Linked DNA regions of Homo sapiens: region 2 is linked to region 1. A link is an interaction called in ENCODE POLR2A ChIA-PET data of the cell type or tissue named here. Cell type or tissue: OCI-LY7. All regions are shown on one strand. Links, peaks and the distances in the headings refer to the core of each region. The heading gives the core; the rest is flanking DNA.

Evidence for each region. Peaks named below come from ENCODE experiments on the same cell type or tissue, not always from the same donor. Only the 100,000 strongest peaks of a DNase experiment are listed, where the experiment ranks them.
Region 2: POLR2A ChIA-PET joins it to region 1 with 6 read pairs; 10 of 35 experiments call an interaction of 5 or more read pairs at or near these places.

What each region holds. Positions count from the first base shown.
Region 1 is chr19:34,305,438-34,316,182 of GRCh38, reverse strand. The region is part of intron 2 of GARRE1 (granule associated Rac and RHOG effector 1); the gene reads right to left. Among named protein-coding and RNA genes, the nearest start is that of GPI, 54 kb to the left of the region's middle. RefSeq lists an enhancer at 5,194-5,693. In OCI-LY7, for the core only: no CTCF peak of the experiment used is centred there; DNase peaks (open chromatin) are centred at 5,602, 6,242 and 7,012; H3K4me3 peaks cover 2,759 bases; H3K27ac peaks cover 3,633 bases.
Region 2 is chr19:34,221,246-34,231,990 of GRCh38, reverse strand. LSM14A (LSM14A mRNA processing body assembly factor) reads right to left here. Exons shown (of 10, transcript NM_015578.4): 9 at 10,253-10,484; 10 at 2,703-4,626. The coding sequence ends at 4,603. Among named protein-coding and RNA genes, the nearest start is that of GARRE1, 28 kb to the left of the region's middle. RefSeq lists an enhancer at 6,652-7,217. In OCI-LY7, for the core only: no CTCF peak of the experiment used is centred there; no DNase peak of the experiment used is centred there; H3K27ac peaks cover 1,182 bases.

The DNA.
Region 1 (10,745 bases), core at 3,596-7,595:
CCATTTTACGGATGATAACACTGAAGTTTACAGAGATAAAGAAACTTGCTCAATGTCAAGCAGGTAATAAGTAGGGATCTGACACCAGGTCTGTTTGACTCCGAAAACTGTGTTGCTAACCACCAGGCTACTCTTTCTACCTATGACAAGATCCAGAATGAAGCCACAATAGTGGATAAATACTAATCAGAGAAGGAGCTATGGATTACAGACAGCTATCGGGGTCTACTGAATGAGAGCCTGTTTTCTAGCAACCCTTGATGGTGGAGGAGAAGGGTGCATCTTTACCTTCCTATTCCCTTGCACACACACAACATCTGCTGCTAAGGATGTTGTATTCATGTACATAACCAGAATACCTTTTCTTTTTGATGATATTTATATTTTATTCAGATTGTAAAACAGATTTTAATTTAAGGCCTTCCCATTTGGAGCACCAAAAAACTACCCTTTTTTTTTTTTTTTTTTTTTTGAGACAGAGTCTTGCTCTGTTGCCCAGGCTGGAGTGCAGTGGCACAATCTTGGCTCACTGCAAGCTTTGCCTCGCGGGTTCATGCCATTCTCCTGCCTCAGCCTCCCAAGTAGCTGGGACTACAGGCACCCACCACCACGCCAGGCTAATTTTTTGTATTTTTAGTAGAGACAGGGTTTCACCGTGTTAGCCAGGATGGTCTTGATCTCCTGATCTCATGATCCACCCGCCTTGGCCTCCCAAAGTGCTGGGATTACAGGCGTGAGCCACTGCGCCCAGCCAAGACCACCCTTTCTATACCACTGTAGTTGTTGCAGATCAACCTACATGTCAACTCTGCTTTCCTGGAATATTTCAAAGTTTAGTTGCAGTTATTCCTCTTCTAGGCTCAGGCCTGACTCAGCCTATAATACCTGCATGTGGTTGGAACTATGGAGTGCCCAAGTCCACCCCATTTCCCAAAACATGGTGTGATTTTCACATCAATACAAATAATTTATCACTAAGTTCATTGTTCTGCTCAACTTCATGAACTCAAGTTCATCTTTTTCATATCCCTTTAGAATGAGGAACAAGTAAAACTCTCATACAACCATTTATTTCCGATCACTTTAAAAGTCCAGTGTAAGTAGGTACAAGATGGGTGCTTGTATTAGAAATTCCAAAGCATTCAATCATTTCTTTCTCTTCAATACTCATTTATACCTTAAATGTTACATTAGGTTCCTAGTGTCCTCAACCTTGTTCTTAATGAGGTATCTTTTGTTCTGATGATCATTCGAGTCATTACATAATGAGCTACACACCAGAATGTGACACAAAGACCTAAATGCATCCCCAGAGACACAGAGAATGCAGCAGACCATGCCTGGGCTATAGAAAGTACTTACAAAGATTATGCTACAGTAGAAAAATGTAAGAAACAGGCTTACTGAAACTAATATGTAAAAAACTAACTAAAGAACAACAAAGTCTCCTTGCAGTCAGCAATAACCTACAGGATACAAAAGGTGCCATGCTATGTTTAGAACAAACGAGGGAGAAAGCAAGCTCAGGCCCAAGGGTGGCAGAACCAACACCAAATGCTAATAATTCAGACAAGAGTACATTCTGCCCCCAGACACGCTGCTTCACTGCTGGTGAAAATAACAGCACAGGCAGTTTCTGAGCTCATATTTCATGGGCAAAGCACTGTGGTGCACAAAACTTTTTGTATCAGTAATACTCACCATCAATAAATCAGGGGGGAAAAGATTAGCTATACAAACATACAAATAGTTCTAAATATTCCTAAATAGGTATAACCATTGATTGTACGATTACTAAACAGCCCATATTTGTACCTATAGATTTTTTTTTGCAAAAAGTAGATTGTGTGTTTATAGTTTGCTTTCCAAAATATATTAAAAATCTGTTACCATATCAATACACACAGGAAGTTTTACATTTCTATATTTATATTTATAGCAGCTACACTGCTATAAACCTTAGCATACCTAATAATAATAATTACAAAATATCATCCAGGGAAAAAATGAAAGGCCACTCAAGATAACTGAGTCCACGTTAATTACTCTTGAGTAATTTTTCCCATTCAAAATGCAAGTTTTGGCCGGGCACGGTGGCTCATGCCTGTAATCCCAGCACTTTGGGAGGTTGAGGCGGGTGGATCACTTGAGGTCAGGAGTTCAAGACCAGCCTAGTCAACATGGTGAAACCCTGTCTCTACAAAAAATACAAAAATCAGCCGGGCGTGGTGGTGCATGCCTGTGATTCCAACTACTCGGGAGGCTGAGGCAGGAGAATTGCTTGAACCTGGGAGGCAGAGGTTGCAGTGAGCCAAGATCACATCACTGCACTCCAGCCTGGGAGAAAGAGCGAGACTCCGTTTCAAAAAATAAATAAAAACAAAATGCAAGTTTTCTCCATAAACAAGTTTACATTGTGGGCAGAGATAAAAACATATTTAAGTTATCCTGATATATGGCCTCAAGAGCCCATCAGAGGTCAGAAAATTCTTTTTGTTCACATGAGTGTACTTTTTGTTAAAATTTGTCACTTCCATCAAGAATACTATTGATAAACTGATTACAAAGACAAACAGGGAACTGGCAAATGGAAATCAGTCTCCATGAACATTATCCTCATCATGACACATCACTTGGGTGAGGCCGCTCTGTCGCACTAGATGCCTCCCATGTTGCCGCACTGAGACAGGGATCCCAATATCCCCATCTGACAGGGACACTCCCAGCCGGCTGTATCTGCACAGTGTTCCAAGTGGTGTAACCATGGCAAATCTTGGAATGGGGTGGAGAGGAGGCCTCACCTCCCCTCAGCAGCATCACCCTTGCTTCATTTCCTTCCTAGCTCTCCAGCTGTTCCAGTTTCAGACTCCTGGGCGGCTTCCTATTCATCTTCTGACTGTAAATGTGGGAGTGCCCCAGGGTTTACTCATTCTCCAGCTACGCTCTTCCTTGATGACCTCCTTCAGTTCTCTAGCTTTACATCTGTCTACTGACTGAGGGTCTCCAAGTTCTGGACCTCAACCCTCAACTCCAGATTTGTGTATGCAACTATCCTGTAGAAATCACCCATGGGATATCTAATAGGCATCACAGACCTATTATCTGAACTTACTCTTCCCCACTACTCCCCATCTCAGTAAATAGCACTACCAGGGAGTGAGTGACCCAGGTGCGCATGTCATAAACCATGCAAAATACAACTGCTAAAATATTTATCAGCCTTTATTTATTTATTATTTTTATTTTTATTTTTCTGAGACGGAGTTTCACTTTTGTTGCTCAGGCTGGAGTGCAATGGCACGATCTTGGCTCACTGCAACCTCAGCCTCCCAGGTTCAAGCGATTCTCCTGCCTCAGCCTCCTGAGTAACTGGGACTACAGGCATTCACCATCATGCCCAGCTAATTTTTGTATTTTTACTACAGATGGGGTTTCACCATGTTGGCCAGGCTGGTCTCAAACTCGTGACCTCAGGTGATCCACCCACCTCAGCCTCCCAAAGTGCTGGGATTACAGGCATGAGCCACCGCGCCCGGCCACAGCCTTTAAAAAGAAGGAAATTCTGATGCGAGCTACAACATGAATGAGCCTTAAAGACATTATGCTAAGTGAAACACACTTGTCACAAAAGGACAAATATTCTATGATTCCATTTATACGAGGTTCCTAGAGTAGTCAAATTTATAGAGGTAGAAAGAATGTTCGTTGCCAGGAGCTGGGAGGAGAGGGCAACCAGGAGTTATTGTTGAGCAGGTACAGAGTTTCAGTTTGGGAAGATAAGAAAGTTCTAGAGATGGATGATGGTGATGCTTGCACAACAATGTAAGTGTACTTAATACTACTGAACACTTAACAATGGTTAAAATGGCAAAATTTATGTTACATATATTTTACCACAGTAAAAATACACATAACTACTTCTAGTCACGTCTGCTACCCTTCTATTCCAAACTACTATCATCCCTCATTTAGACTGCTCTAATAGCCCCTTAACTAGTCTTCCTGCTTCCACTTAATTAGAATCAGGTTTATCTACATATAACAAAACAAAAACAAAAACAGAAACAGGCCAGGCATGGTGGCTCACACCTGTAATCCCAGCACTTTAGGAGGCCCAGACAGGAGGATCGCTTAAGCCCAGGAGTTTGAGACCAGCCTGGGCAACACAGTGAGACTCCATCTCTACAGTAAAAATAAAAATAATAATAATAATTTTTAATTAAAAAAAAATCAAACCCAAAACCAATACAGTGGCTTAAATAAGAACTATGTTGCCGGGTGTGGTGGCTCATGCCTGTAATCCCAGCACTTTGGGAGGCCAGGGCAGGGGGATCACCTGAGGTCAGGAGTTTGAGACCAGCCTGACCAACATGGTGAAACCCCATCTCTACTAAAAATGCAAAAATTAGCTGGGTGTGGTGGCACACGCCTGTAATCCCACCTACTTGGGAGGCTGAGGCAGGAGAGTCGCCTAAACCCAGGAGGCAGAGGTTGCAGTGAGCCGAGATCGCACCACTGTACTCCAGCCTGGACAACAAGAGCGAAACTACATCTCAGAGGGGGGAAAAGAAAAAAAAATTATGTTTATTTTTTTCTAAGGTAAAACAAATCCAGAGCAGATGGACCAGGGTTGGAATGGAGACGCCAGGGCATCACAAGGAGCCCACTTCCTAGCTTTCTGCTCGGCACACTCATGCGAGGCTCCTATTTCTAGGTGACTTCACGATTATAAATGGTTAAATGGCCATCAGTCATTCTGCACGCACTGGAGACGGTAGAAAATTGGAGGAGGAGGGAGCACCAATTTCCCCTTAAGGAGATATCCCACTAATCTCATGCAGTACTTCTAGTTACACCGTCATGAACCAGATCTTATTCAAGTGACCACTCCCAGCTTTAAGGAACTAAGAGGTGTAGTCCTTATTCCAGGTACAGTATGGAAAACAAAATGAGAGTTTGTTACTAAGAAAAAATGGCAGCTTGGGCAATGTAATGGAACCCCAACTCTACAAAAAAATACAGTTTAGCTGGGTGTGGTGGCATGCACCTGTAGACCCAGATAGTTGGGAAGCTGAGACAGGAGGATTGCTTGAGCCCAGGAGTTCAGGCTGCAGTGAACTGTGATTGTTCCACTGCACTCCACCCTGGGCAACAAAGTGAAACCCTGTCTTGCGGGGGGGCGGGGGCAGAAAGAAGGTAAAGAAAGAAAGAAGAAAGGAAAAAAGAAAAAAGAGATTGGATATTCAGAGGCAACTACCAGTATCTCCTCACTCTCCCCAGGGCCTACTGGGCTCTCTGCCCTGCCCCTGCTCAGATGCGCTCTCAGTTAGGTAGGAGGTTCTGGTATGAGGGCTGGCCCTGGCACAGTGAGCTGGGTGCGGGGAGAGGAGCAGTTGAAAGTTTTGCCGAATCAACAGACTTCAGGCTATTTTCCATCTGCATCACAGCACTCATCACACCTAGTGCCAGTCTATTTATTTATCTGGCCTACCAGTCCTGGAGTGCTTTTATTGTCCTTGTCATCTGTGCAATGCTTGCAGCTAGCTCATGTGTATTTATCGAGGAGGGTGGGTGGCTCAGCTGGGAGAAGAGGAAGGCAGGCCAGGTGGCTGGGCCTACTCAGGAGGGGCCCTAGTGCGAGCAAGGGTGCTCAGGGGTGCCTCTACATCACGCTATTTCTGATTTCCTGGCTCTGGACATTTCACCATTAGCAGAGGGGCAAGACAGCCTGTTCTCACAGGGGGATGGCCTCTGCCAACAAGCCCCTCTGCACTAGACTGCACTGGCCCGAGGCAGTGGGGAGGCAGCAGACACATAGGACACATAACCCATACATGGGCTGGCCTCAGAAGGACTTCAGGCAAATGCTGTTTTATGGGTGCTCAGGTTCCTGGTTTGTAAAGAGGAGGGAGGCTGCCAGAACAGGCCATTATCCAATCCTGTGAGATCTCCTAAGCTGACTAGAACCAAAAAATTAATTCAGGAAAGCCAGTTCTATCTGAAATTATATTCCATGAACTCTCCTATTTGTTTCCTTCTAATCTGCCCACCAAACCTAATTTTTCTAGCACATCACGCAAGCCTTTTCAGCAACTCAAAATTTTAAATCCTACTCTCTAAAAAGACAGCAACATTGCCATTCAATCACTAGTCCCCAAAATTAGCAACATTTCATTCTTTCCTTGACTCCCACCTGCTGCTGGCCTCCCACTTTCAGAGACGGTCTTTTCTCTGTTCCCATTTTCTCCTTTGATTCACTTTTACTCTCTTCATTTTTTTTGAAGAACACCTGCTTTTCTCTTCATCCCTACACCTTGGGTTTTCTAACTACTCAATAATGCTCCCCTTTCTGTTAGAAGACCACTTCACATGCGAAAAGCCCTCCATGAAATGGAGTTATTTATTGGGTACTCTGATATATTACGTCTTTAATACATTCCTGAATTTCTCTCTCACTTTTTGCAAACTTGGAAAAGGTCCAAACGTACACAAAAGCAGAACATAACAAGCCCCCATGTACCCATCAAAACACTTCAATCCTATGGCCAGGCACAGTGGTTCAAGCCTATAATCCCCGTGTTGTGGGAGGCTGAGGTGGGAGGATCACTTGAGCCCAGGAGTTTGAGACCTGGGCTCACAGCCTGGGCAACACAGCAAGATCCTGTCTCTACAAAAAAATTAAAAGTTTCAATTCCATTAACATTTTGCCATGCTTTTACCATCTATCCTTCCCCATCTTTTTTCTTTTTTTGAAGTAAATCCCAATCAACCAAGACTCAGTATGTGTTCAAGCTTCCCAACTTATCTTTTAAAAATTATGTTTTACATTTGGTTTGAACCTCAACCCCAAAAAGGTAATTTTATTTGGTTGTTATATTGCTTAACTCTTTTAATCTAGAACAGTACATTCTGTGTAATTTCTTTTAATGCTACTGACTTGTTGAACAAATCAGGTCAACTTATTACAGGATATGCCACATTGTGAATTTGTCTGGTTGCCTTCTCGTGGTATTGCATAACTTGCGTCACTACACCCCACATTTCCTGTAGACTGGATTCATTTTAGAAGCTTGATTAGATTATTTCAGGGTTTGTTTTTTTTTTTAAAGAGGGAGAAGTAGAATATTATTAATATTAGATGTGTTGTGCGGTTCTTGCTGCAGCACATCAGGAGACGTGATGACCTGTCTCCATTTCCATGACACTAAGGCTGATCAATGAGATTTGGGTGCGGAAGGCCTGATTCTCCCAAATGCGGTTCCTCAGCAACCTTCCAACAAATGGTTTCATCCTCCACTGTTGGCCACTGGTTGAGTCACCGAATTGATCACAGTCTGCAAAGTGGAGATTTTTCTCTCATCCATTAGGGCTATTTGGTTACCATGAAAAACAGTTTCTACTGGAAAAGCAGGAAATTTGCTTATTTCCTTACTTTTCTCCTTTTAATTAGCATTTATCAGAATAATGAGTTGGTTGCACATGCTTGTCTTGACAAATCAAAGTCAAAGGGTCCAGTCCCTCCACAGTGACAGATGCCCAATGGCCTTGGTGGCTTCCACCCACGTAGAATGGGCTAGACAGATGGTAAATCATGTTTGTTGACCACAATGCAAATTTACAGAATCACCCAAATTCCAGCTGCTTAATTAAGTACAGCTTCCTCTACAGGCTAAAGTCTGAAGACAATTTAGGTAATAGCAGATTCACCTCAGCAAAAAAGTAAGCCAAAAACACTGACCTGAAATTAGCAAGTTTCAAAACTGGATTCATACAAGCTTTTTATGAGGTGAACTTCAGTTTCTGATTAGCAGCAGCAATATGAACTTTCATCTGGCACATACCATTAGGAAATATTTACTCCATAATCTGTTACAGAAGATCTACCAGTCAAAACAAGTAACACTTACTTTTACCTTTAGGGCAAAAAAAAAAAAAAAAAAAAAAGGAACAGGATGCACATTCAATTCCATTAAGGTTAATGCAAATCGTATTTTTGAAACCAGCTTCTAATATTTTCCATTATTGTTACTCTACAATATTTCTGGTATATATCTATCCAAAATAAATGTTAATATACCTGAATTAAGGTCCTTAATTAAGAGTCAGTCAGCACTCACAGATAAATTATTTCAAACATATTCACAGGTAATCACATAGTATACAAAAGAAATTTGTTGTTGTGTCAAACTGAAAGCCAAGATGCAACTGTGTAAAGATTTGAGAGCCAGGCCCAGTGATACATACTTGTAGTCTCAGCTACGCAGTCTCAGATACGCGGGAAGCTGAGGCTGGAGGACTGCTTGAGCCCAAGAGTTCGAGGCTAGCCTGGGCAATATGGCAAGGCCTAATCTCTAAAAAAAAAAAAAAATATATATATATATTTTTTTTTTATAGTATATATATTTTATAGTATATATATACTATATATGTATATATAGTATATATAAGTATATATGTATATATAGTATATATATAAGTATATATGTATATATAAGTATATATGTATATATAAGTATATATGTATATATAAGTATGTATATATAAGTATATATGTATATATAAGTATATATATGTATGTGTGTGCGTATGTGTATATATATACATACATATATAAAAAATACATATTTTATATATATGTCTGGCATATATATATATAATACGTATATATACATATAAGTCTGGCTGCTTATTCACAAGATGGTAAATACTTGAAAAGTCAATAAAAATGCTGGAATTTATAAAATACAGTCTCCTTAGAGACATACAACTCCTGGGAGCCCCATGGCTGCCCTGGGTTCCTGGACTGCCTACATAGAGGACCAACACCTCTCAACACTGAGGACCCAACGTAAAACCAGAGCCCTGGAGCTACCCAGTATGAAGAAGGCAAGGGGAGAAGTGGCATCGCTGCTCACTACAAAAGAATGGCAGGGCCCAGCCTGCTGCCCTCCCATCCCCTGCCCTTCAGAGGTGTACCTCACCTTGCCTCCTACCTGGCTACTCAGAACAGACACCAGAGTGGCCCCTCTTTACCCTTCTGACCTCACCCCTGCTTCTCTCCCTTCCATTCACTCTGTTTTAGCCACAGCAGGTTCTTTCCTGCTCTTCCAACACTCCAGGCTGGCTCCTGCCTCTGGGACTCTGTGCTCGGCGCTCCCTCCGCCTGGAATCCTCTTTTCTGGGCCAACAGGCTTGCTCTCTCATCCCTTTCAGGCCTTTACTCGAATGTCACCTTCTCAGTGGTACCTTTTCTAACTACCTTCTCTAAGATCGAAACTCCCTTCTAGCTACATGAAGGGAGAGATTTCTGTCATGTTCACTACTGCAATCGACATGCTGGAGTAGTATCAGGCAGAAACAAGGCATACAATAAATATCTGTGGAATGAATGCACAAATCACAAGTCACTTTGATTCTTTTATTTATGTACACTTCCACTGAAAAAGTAATTTTATTTAAGTGATAGATGTCACCTTCCAAACCCAGGTCTTCTGACTCTGTGCCCAGTAACTGACTTCCTAGGCTGATGTACCAGTGTCACAGGCACTAGTCAGCTAGTGAAACCCCATAGTCACAACTCACTTCTCTAACAGAGAGACTGTGAGGGTGAACCACTCGGGCTAAGGGGCAAAGTCACTGGTGAGTATAGACTGGACAGGACTCACATATGCCCTGCTGGTTCCAAGGCAGGGTGGCAGAGCACACAGTCAGCAACCACCATTCCTGGACAAAGGCATCAGTATCTGTCAATCAATAACCACAGCCCAAACTTGGCTGTAAGTCAGAAGCACCTGGGAACACTGCACACATGCACTGGCCACATGGCAAGGGGACAGGATCATCCTTTGTCCTAACTCTTAAATGGTCAAATATTTGAATACTCTCGAATCCAGAGCTTTTCTCACCCACAGTCCTGGACTGAGCTCCTGAGTAGAGGCCTTGCCTGGCAATGTTAGGCCACAGACCTCTTTCCCCAGGGATGAATGTCAAAGTGACTCTCAGGGCCTTGCTTATAAAAATCCTTAAAAAACCAAAAGGAAAAAATCCAAATGCCTAGCCATTTCATCTGAGTTGCTGAAAATTCTGAGAGAGACCCTTATTGGCCTATGGCTAAATCCCCTGGCAGTACATAAATTCCAGAAACAACAAATATTGCTCTGGGGAAAAAGTGAAACGTGAAGTCTGCGGGCCTATGCTTGGCAATCACATTTAGAAATTCACTTGTAAGTCAGCTGTTTGAAACTCAGAATAGACGCATAAATTGGAAAACCCACCAAATACTTAGTTTCCAGACTCGTCTGGGAAAGCCTGTTCAGCCCATTATGTACAAAAAAACATGGTAGTATTCCAACTATCTAATCAGCATTTCAATGTGGAAAGCCAAGTCAAAATTCCAAACTACAACAATAAGTATTTCCCGTTCTCAGCTTCAGTGGTCAATGCCAGTCCCAGGAAAGCAGAAGAAACAAAGCAGGTACTGCTGTGCCCCAGCGGCTTACCAAGCCCCTACTGCTCACAGCTGGTTATCTTCTCTAATTGTCCTGCCCTGGGCAACAGGCGCACTTGCCCTCCAGGGTTGGAAAGCAAAGGGCCCTGCAGGTCAAGCTCTGTTTCCTCCAATACCTGCAAGCATGTCCTGAAGAAGAGCTCAGTAATGCTCAGGTTAAAATAAAAGCCTTTGGCCTTATATTTCAAACCACTCTTGCCTGAAGTCCTGAATAAAGCTAAGAGCGCTATGTCATCAT
Region 2 (10,745 bases), core at 2,980-6,979, 84 kb after region 1:
GAAATCCCATCTCTACTAAAAATACAAAAATTAGCTGGGTGTGGGGGCACACGCCTGCAATCCCAGCTACTCGGGGGGCTGAGGGGAGAGAATCACTTGAACCTGGGAGGCAGAGGTTGCAGTGAGCTAAGATCGCGCCACTGCACTCCAGCTTGGGTGATAGAGTGAGACTCCGTCTCAAAAAAACCCCAAAACCAGTCGGGACAGGTAAACTAAAGCAAATTGGTGACACCTGCACTCCTACAGGAAGAGACCATTCACCTGGATTACTTTATACCATGACACTCTCCCCACCTTTACTATGTAAAACAGCTTAATCTCTGAACTAACAGGGCAGGGGGATCCTGCAACACACTGAATCCAGATGTGATTGGATGGCCTAAGTAACCCTTCTCAGGAAAAGAAGTTGCTTCTCAGCCATGCTGTGGACAGAGGGGCCCTGCAGAAGGAGCGGCTTCTCTGATGGGCAGAGAACCCACAGAGGCAGGGACAACTGGCATGCAAAATTAAGAGACAGAAGGAACACAAACCCTATGCCAGGAATAAAAACGAAATAAAACTCAGTACTCAAAGCACCCAAACTCTGGAGGAAACTCGAGTCTCAACCTCCCCATTTCCCCTGATTCCATCCTGCAAAACTGTTCCCTCCTTTCCACTTAGTCCCATCCCTCTCTTCATGCCCCAGTCACAATCTGGATATACTGGGTTTGGAAGGATGGGAAAAATGCTAAGATAATCCTACTGTGGAAAATATATCAACACCCCCAAAGCAGGAACCAGCTTTGGTGTTGTACAGTCATCTTCCCAAACCTAGCTAATCACAACTACCTGTGGGATCAGTAAGATTCCTAGGACCTACTAGAGAAGGGGTCCCTGATCCCTGGGCAGCAGAACGGTCGTGGTCCGTGGTCTGTTAGGAACCAGCCTGCACAGCGGGTGAGAGGCGGGCTGATGAGTGAGCATTACCATCCGAGCTCCACCTCCTGTCACATCAGCAGCAGCATTAGATTCTCATAGGGTTGGAAACCCTATCGTGAGCTCTGCATGCAAGGGACCTCGGTTGCGCACTCACTGATCATGCCCGATGATCTGTCACTGTCTCCCATCACCCCCAGATGGGACCATCTAGTTGCAGGAAAACAAGCTCAGGCCTCCCATTGATTCTACATGATGGTGAATTGTGTAATTATTTCATTATATATTACAATGTAATAATAGAAATAAAGTGCACAATAAATATACTTGAATCACCCCAAAACCATACCCCCTGCTCATCTGTGGAAAAACTGTCTTTGGTGAAACCAGTCCCTGGTGCCAAAAAGGTTGGGTTCTGCTGTACTAGGGAACTTCAGAATCACTCTCTGGGCCTGGGAATCTGTACTTAAAAATGCTCCTTGGTAGATTCTGATCAGAGATTTGTGAAGCACTGACAGAGAACAGGATGAAGCCCTAACTCCTATGTGGTAATGTTTCCACAATGCTGATGTGCTACAGGAAGTAAGTTCCCTTTATTATTAATATTCCCAAGCGGACAATTTCCTAAGTAGTAAATTTTTTTTTTCAAGTTGGCAGGAAATAATTTCCCACTTACTGTCTTTCCATGTGGAGGGACTTTAGCCAGTGTTTCTCAGAGTAGAGGAGCACTACTGCACTTTGGGTTGGACAACTGATTGTGTGGCACAGCACAGGACATTTACCATCCGGGCCCTTACTTTTAAATACCAGTGGTGATCCCCAGTGATTGTGACAACCAAAACACATCCCCTCACATTCCTCAGTACTCACGCACCACTTAATGATGTTTTGGTCAACGATGGACTGGGTATACAATGGTGGTCCCAAAGATTATGATACCGTATTTTTACTATACTTTTTCTGTTTAGATATGTTTTAAATACAGAAATACCACTGTGTTATGACTGCCTACAGTATTCAGTACAGTAACATGCTGTACAGGTTTGTAGCGAGGAGCAACAGGCTACACCATATAGCTTAGGTGTGGAGTAGGCCATACCATCTTCATTTGTGTAGTACACTCTCTGATGTTCACACAATGATGACATTGCTTAACACATTTCTCAGAATGTGTCATGGCCGGGCCTGGTGGCTCATGTCTGTAATCTAGCACTTTGGGAGGCCAAGATGGGAGGATCATTTGAGCCCAGGAGTTAGAGACCAGCCTGGGCAACGAAGTGAGACCTCATTGCTATTTAAAAATAAGAACATGTCGCTATTATTAAGCAACAGATGACTGTGTTCCTAGGATGTCAGGTAACCCCACCGAGAGCCACTGTGCTGCACTGCTGTTCCCGACCTCTTGCCCTACCATCACATGAAGCCCAGCTTTTGGAGCGAACTGTTTTAATAGACAGATTCTGCATCTTCTTCATGCGTCTGCCCACAGGGAGTGTGTTCTGGCTGCTGTTTCCAGCCTGGCCTGTGCCTGGGTGGCTCAATCTCCTCATGTCACGGATCTGATCTCAGAAGTATTTTATTTACACACAGGAGGGGAAGGAAGGGGCTTTTAGCTTTCCCTAAACATCTGCAACAATAACTCAATCTTAGAAATAAAGTAACTGATTTATAGTTATTACAGGGAATACAAACATTATAATTCCGCTCTTCCATTTAAAAGATTCCTTTCATTATGTTCCTACTGAAACAGAATGTTACTATTTAAAGAGAAAGAACTTTGACGAGCATTTTTTATTGAACAGTTTTATTCTGTTTTAGAATAAAAACTTTGCTTTAATATTGTAAGGGGTACTGCAGGTATGCCATGCTGCCAGTTATTGCTGGGGCACAAAACGCCCCAGTCAGTGATTCGGAGGGCTGGGAAAACGCATAAACTCATAATTTCAGAGCAAGTAGAACTAGTATTTACAGTTTTCTTTCTTGAAATTGGCCCGGGACATCTCCAACAGTCTACACATGTATTGCCATGGTACTTGCTCTGATGCTCTGAATGCCTCGGAACTGTGTTCAATATCATGATTTGTGGGTCCTCTAAAAGGTTTTGTTGTTAACATGCAAGCAAACAGCACTGAACAATATTGTCTAAACTATGGCTGCCAAGTACTGGATCTTCATAATGAAACCAAATTACAAAACACTGCCTTGTAGAGCTATACAAAAGATATAAAATGAAAATAAAAAATGTCAACCAGCCTTAAATATTCCAATTCTCCTACAGTGCAGTTTCTATATCTTTATCACTACTGAATGTTTTAAGGAGAAAGTTAAGAAAACAATCAAAATATTAGATAAAAATATTTAAATCTTTGGATCCTTTTATTCCATGGCCTTCATAAAAACACAAAAGTGGCCAGATTTTTCCCACTAGAGCTTAAAATATCAAAAAGATTCACTAGTAATTTATAATTAGCAATGAACTCTATACTGAGTCATCTGTGGGTCATCATAGGCCCAAGGACCAGTGTTGCCGTGTGTTACAGGCTACCAAAATAATTTCTAGCACTCTGAATCCTCTTGAAATATGATGGAATGAGTCAAGGTATCATGACTAAATTCCAGGCATAATAGGAAAAACAGGTTCATTGATGCCTAGTTTTAAAGTCCTACAAAAGGGGGGAAGATTACTTATTTGAAAATACAGCTAAGTACATTCTCATCTGTGATTATTTACATTTGTATACTGAAAATATCGATTATCTGGACAGATCCTGTGATATGCCATTTGCTACAAAATGAAGTTCTTACAATGAGCATGAATAATTAATCCTTTTTAGATAATGAAATAATGTATCAAATCTTCATTTATGTTCCAAACATTAAAAAACAAAATCAAAAATGTTAAGCCTGGAAAACTAAGAAAAAAAGACCCACCCATAAGGCTGCTGCTCAGCACATCAACTTCTGCAAGGACACAGTATGTTTGCTGACTTTAAAATGTTTATTCTTTAAAAAATTAGTTGCTTTTTATACAGCTATACAAAGTTCTTAATGTTTCTTTGGCAATGGAATATAATGGAATTTTACAACTATATAAAAAAGTTACCTTTGCCTAAGAAACAGTATTTACTGTGTGTACATAGTTGACTGACAAAATTCTCTACCATCCAGCACCCTAATTAATTGACGAAATAAGCTACCTCATATTACAGGATTCCCCAAAAGAAAGGAGGAAAAAGACACACACATACACACACACACACACACACACACACACACACACACACAACCTTCTGTGGCTCAAAACACAGTATCACGGCCCTATCTGCAGGCAACTTGCAATTGCCAAATACAATTTAGTGATAAAAAAAAAAAACCTTTCAGTGATGAAAAAATACTTGTTAAGTCCCACTGAAGTACTGCTTTAGTTTAACTATACATAAGAAATTACTTAACCTTCTGCTATTCCAAATATATTTAATGCTCATGTTTTAAGATGAGCCTTCCACCCCCAAAAGTAACTGCATTTTATCTTTGAAATTAAGCGGAAAAACAAACAAAAAACAAAAACCCAGTGCTGGTGACAAATGTACAGCGAATTCACTTCTTCATTCTTTGCAAAGACTGAAATCAATGTTCAGGACCATGAAGAGCTAGAAATTCACCTATTTTCAGAGACTTGTTTGTAGACTATGCAGCAACTTTGTTGTCTTTCTAAAAAAGAAAAAAAAATTTAGCTCATGTTCCAAATTATTGGTGTATTATTTTCTTTTTACTTTGCTCAAGTTTATTTTAAATTATCTTTAAATATACTCCCCCACTTTTACTTTCATAGAAAAACCTGTCTCACTCATTTCCACGAAACTCCTTCTATAACTTCCATACTCAGTAGTACCTCATTGTTGACTGCATCTTCCAGTCAGTAGAGGTTAATGCAGTGGTGAACCCCACCCCAAAATACAGGCATACTTCCTCATCTTTGGTTGTTCTCCCTAATAATTTTTTAAAAGCAGTGATAGGACTTAAACCCTCAACTCAATAGTCAAACTCATCAAATACAACTGTCAACATACTTTGAAACAAGTTTCATAAAATCCCCAAGTCTTTGATGTCTTTACTAAGCAATAAAATACCCAGTCAGTATAACATTTCTCTCCAAAATTTCATGCCAGGAGGAAGCAATGGTTTAAAAATCAATTTTACAAGGATAACTCTTAAATCTGAAATAAGCTCTGAAAAGTAGAAAGCTGACTGGGGAATTTTTAAAAAGTAACCAGTGAGGAAGCAATAAAAATCTCAAGATTTCCAGAGAGACTGACCCTAAACTAAAGGCCTGTACAAAGGGCTGGAGCCAAGGGCTTTTATTTTCCTCTAGACCAGCTGCTACCATATACCTGGTTTTTACTGCTGATTCTCACCCCAACTGTTAGAAACAGACATTTCCTAGGTGAGACTTAACTTCATCTGTGTATACAACACCAAAACATTTGCACCCCGTTATTAAACTGAAATACATATGGTATGGCATAAGTTGACAGCAATGAGCTACAAGATGAACCTGCTGTCCCCCACAAAGCCAACCTTCACACCTCCCAAAGTATTTGTTTTTTTTACCTTTCAGAAAGCAGTACGATCAATCCAGACCTTTTAGGGTCCAAAAGCTGTGGTTTTCTGAAAGGTAAAAAAAAAAAAAAAAAAAAAAAGAGAAAGAGATGGGGACAGGAGAGGGAGAAAGGAGAAAATGAAAGGGGGAGAGGAGAGAGAGCATTATGCTGAGTCATTCAGACACCTTGTTGTCTTTGAACCCCATCTGAGGAAACACAGATGTGATTTTTATCACCCACCATGGTGGCTTAACCTCCCTGACAGCAGCATATAAAACAGGAGCTGGTTACATTATTATTGCTAGTCCTGATTTCCATTCTCACCTCAAAAAAGAATGGGCGGTGGGAGGGGGAAAACACCATACAACCAAACTTACCATAAGGTTATATTTCTTTCTTTTCTTTTTTTTTTTTGAGACAGGCCTCGCTCTGTCACCCAGGCTGGAGTGCAGTGGTGCGATCATGGCTCACTGCAGCCTTGACCTCCCAGGTTCAACTGATCCTCCTGCCTTAGCCTCCTGAGTAGCTGGGACTACAGGCATGTGCCACCACTCCAGCTAATTTTTAAACTTTTTTATAGAGATAGGGACTCCTTATGTTGCCCATGCTGTCCTTGAATTCCTGGGCTTAAGCAATCCTGCCCTGGCCTCCCAAAATGCTGGTATTACATGTGTACACCATTGCACTGGCCTATATTTACAATATTACCCTTAAGGAAAATCAGGCCACAAGTCAAGAGAGTGAGTTTTGGATTTGTTAGCTTGTACCTCAATCATGACAATTAACTTCTTGGGGTCCTTAGTTTCCTTATCATCTAATGTGAGTGTGGTAGCGTAGAGATTCTAGTTTGGCTGATTCTTTTAAGGATTCTAAAACTTTATGATTTTATCTTTACCCATGTTTTCATTAAACAACCAAGCTCATTTATGCTTACCCCCAAACCACAATGACTCATGCTAATATAGCACAAAAAATAAAGCCAACTCATTTCATGAAGGCTGCAGAAATGTCATCCATGTCCATCTCTGGGAGGAAGTGTTAGATGTTTCAGATACAAGTTTAATCTTCAGTGGTAAATCTCCTTTATGTGACAGTGATCACTCACCATTTTCTACCTTTAAAGGTGCCAGGTGAAATGATTTTATGATTTAGGAGGTGTAGGGCTGCTGGGTTCGGGGCTCTAGTGGCAGATGAAAGGATTATTCAACTCTGGAATGAACAATCAAAGGCTAGCTACATTGACAGACCTTTGGTCTCACTGAAGGCTGGAGTGGCAAATTCCTAATCAACATGACAAGCAATTACTTCAAGCCCACTATGGCTCCATGTTGAGCTGAGTGTTGTCATGGAAAGAAAAGTAGAATACATATTCACTAAAGCCAAGAGGTTCTCATCTAGCTGGTGATGCAGAACAAAACTAAATACAAAAAATAGGGAATGTCAGTGTATTTAAAATGTGTGCCAAAGAAAGCAGATAGCCACAGGTCAGAAGAGGAGGAAATCAGTGTAGGAAGGAAGAGAAGACAGAGCAAAACTTGGGCAAGGCTGTAAAGGATAAGTGAAAGGGGGGACCTGACTTTTAGCTATGTCTGTCTCCCACCAAAATGTAAACATCAAAAGGGCTGGGCCTACATCGGTCAGCACCAATGCTCAACATAGTGCCTGGCATATCTGAAGAATTCTGTATATTTGGTAAATGAATGGGGATGGAGTTGGAATCAAGCACAATGTGTATGTGAGATAACCATGAGGCAGCTTGCTTGAATCAGATAGGTTAAAGGGTAATGAGGAATGAGGCCAAATATATCAAGTGGGATCCTCACACAATTAAGAAGAGCAGGGACTACAATGTCACAACTGAGCCTCCTAAACACTGGGCCATGCCTGAGGGTTCGCTGAGTCCATCACTCCTGGCAACACCTAAGCAGAGGCTGGACTATCTGTCAAGGATACAGGAGCGTAGACAAAGATGCATGGAGGTAACTATGACAATGCATTTTCAATTCTGCAATATATGTGATACGAGTTTTACAAAAGGCTCAAAATGATAAACAGTGTGACATGGTGTCAAAAAAATGTTTGTATTAGTAACCACATGGAGCACACACAGTTACTGCATGGAAGGTTTGTTTTTTCCTTTTTTTGAGACGGAGTCTTGCTCTGTCGCCCAGGCTGGAGTACAGTGGCGTGATCTCGGCTCACTGCAACCTCTGCCTCCCAGGTTCAATGATTCTCCTGCCTCAGCCTCCCGAGTAGCTGGGATTACAGGTGTGTGCCACCACGCCCGGCTAATTTTTTTTATGTTTTTGGTAGAGACGGGGTTTCACCATGTTAGCCAGGCTGGTCTCGAACTCCTGACCTCAGGTGATCCGCCCACCTCAGCCTCCCAAAGTGCTGGGATTATAGGTGTGAGCCACCACGCCCAGCTGAGATTGTAACAGTTAGAACATCCCTGGGGTGGGATGGATGCCCTTGGGAAGAGTAAGCTCCCAGCCCCTATAAGAGATACTGCAGAAGAGGTTTATGTTTTAACCAGGTCAGACCTCTCAGATGTTTTCCAACTCTGAAAGTTTAATGATCTTTAAAAGGTGTTATTTCAGAATAAATGGTGCAACTCTTTATTCACAAATGTCAAAACCAAGGGTCTGAAAGGTCATACTAGTAACTACTGCTATTATTCTCATCTGGATCCAAGTCTAATTTAAATGTACTTTTTCTCAGACCAAGCTGACTCAATGTGGTCTTCAACAAGGAGTTGTCACAGGTTGTTCAAAATGTAGCTGATCTGCCTTAAAGTGGGGTAAAGAGAGACGAAGGTCTGAAGCCCAACTGGTGGGTTACCATGGTAGTTGACAGGGACATCTCAAAGGAATAAATGGCAACAGGCCACAATCATGGATACCTCTAGTGCCTGGGCAGTATACCATGAGCCAACATGGAACACTGGGAGGAGGCAGAGCTGAGATGACAGGAGAGAAGGAAGATGATGAGATCAGTCTGAGGAAGGTTAAGCTGACAGCAAACAGTGCAGATAGAGATGCGGTGCAGAAACACATAGGGTCCAGGACAGGCTTACAAAAGGGAGGATGGAACAAGCACCATGGCACACCTATAAACCCAGCACTTTGGGAAGCTGAGGTGAGAGGATCGCTTAAGCCCAGGAGTTCAAGACCAGCCTGGACAACATAGTGAGAGTGGGACCCAGTGTCTACAAAAAAAATTAAAAATTAGCTGGGCATGGTGGTGCATGCCTGTAGTCCCAGCTACATAGGAGGCTGAGGTGGGAGGACTGCCTGAGCCTGGGAGGTTGAGGCTGCAGTGACTTATGATCATGCCATTGCACTCCAGTCTGGGTGACACAGCAAGACCCTGACACCCTCCACCCCCCAAAAAAAAGAATGAAGAGTATTAAAAAATTAGGAAGAGTATAAATTGAAAACCTAGAAGAGTATTTTAAAGACTAGGAAGAAAGACCCCAAATTGGGTGGTTGGTCAGTGTCAAATATTGCAGAGGAGTTAATGGCAAATAAAATATTTGTGAAAATACTACTGCTGAATTCTGTAAGCAAGGTGTCACTGGCAAACTTAAGGGCAGTAACAGTGATAAGCGAGGGCTATTCTGGAGTTCCTAAGACAGATTCTCCTAGCTGGGAAGGTGATTTTGCAAGTCAGAAGTCCCGCAACTACATAAGGCCACCAACGGCTGGATGGCATAAGCTGGTGACTTGAGTATAATTTTTGGCAGTCTTGGCTGTGATGGCACAATATCAAAAGCATTAAAATTAATAGAGCAGGTCCAAAAGCCACTAATACTGATCTCTTTCCAGAGAGATCTCAACAATGGCCAGTTTTAAGTACTGGGCAATGGAACTCCTGCTAACAGGTCTTTCTGTTTCCAGCTGCCTGTTGCTATTACAAGTGGAACTCTTTACAAGATTTTGGTCCTTTCTGTTATAGCCCTTCCTCTCCACTACTTCTAAAATCAATAAACTAAGATAGTTTACTGTTAACTGAGATAGTTACTATGCTGACTTAATTTACAGACACCTGTCAAAAGCTACATTATACACATAAGGCTACTATACAGAGTTACAGAATTCTCTAGCAGTAGCTCCTGAAGGCCAATATATCGAAACATTTTCAATTTCATGGTGAAAGGAGAAAACCAGGGAAAATGTAGTGAATTTTCAACAAAACCAAATTAAGAGTACTGACTCAGGAAACAACTTGCTGGGCTCAACACCCAGCACCATCACTTACTAGCTATGTGACCTTTCGCAAGTTACTTAATATCTCTATACCCATTTCCTCACTTGTAAAATGGGGATAATAATAGAACCTACCTCACAGAGTTGATGTGCAGTTTAAATAAGTTAATATGTAAAAAAATATTTAAAACAATGTCTTGTTACTTGGTAAATACTATATAAATGTTAACTGCTATTAAATGTTAAAGCTTGCCCTTCCATTCTGGGAGTATGTGCTTCCTAGATAGACTCTTTGGGTGTTAAAAGTATATTCTGTTAACATGAAATAAAGGTGATACTATACTGTCTTTTTTTGTATAATGTCTTTATATATACATCTGAATCACGTATATCCTCTACTGAAAAGTCAAAATGGAAGTTATTCTAATGTCCTCAAAACAATTCACCCAAAACAAAAACAAGTAAAAATGTTTTGAGTCTTGTAAAATGCATGTCAACCCCAAAGAATTTATTAACAGTAACACTTACCCTATATTCAAAATCCGCAAACTCCCGGCCCCCACGACCTCCTCTGAATCCACCGCGAAATCCTCGAGGGGCAGTGAAGGTACCACCTCTGCCACCACCACGCCCTCTGCCACCACGGAAACCAAGACCTCCTCTGCCTCTGTATCCCCCACGGCCACGGTTTGGACGAAGTGGGATTCCAAATGTTTCAGCATTTAATCTTCTTTCTTCAGCCCAGGTTGGTCTCCGTTCTCTATTATAAAAGCAAATAATCTTCAGCATATCAGGTTTAAAAGAATATCCCTCAGCCAAAATATGCAGTGCTACTCCCAAATTAAGCCTAAGTAATTACTAAAGCTAATTAGAAATAAGCATCTTGGCTAGGCGTGATGGCTCACGCCTGTAATCCCAGCACTTTGGGAGGCCGAGGGGGCGGATCGCCTGAAGTCAGGAGTTCGAGACTAGCCTGGCCAAAATGGTGAAACTCATTCTCTACCAAAAATACAAAAAATAG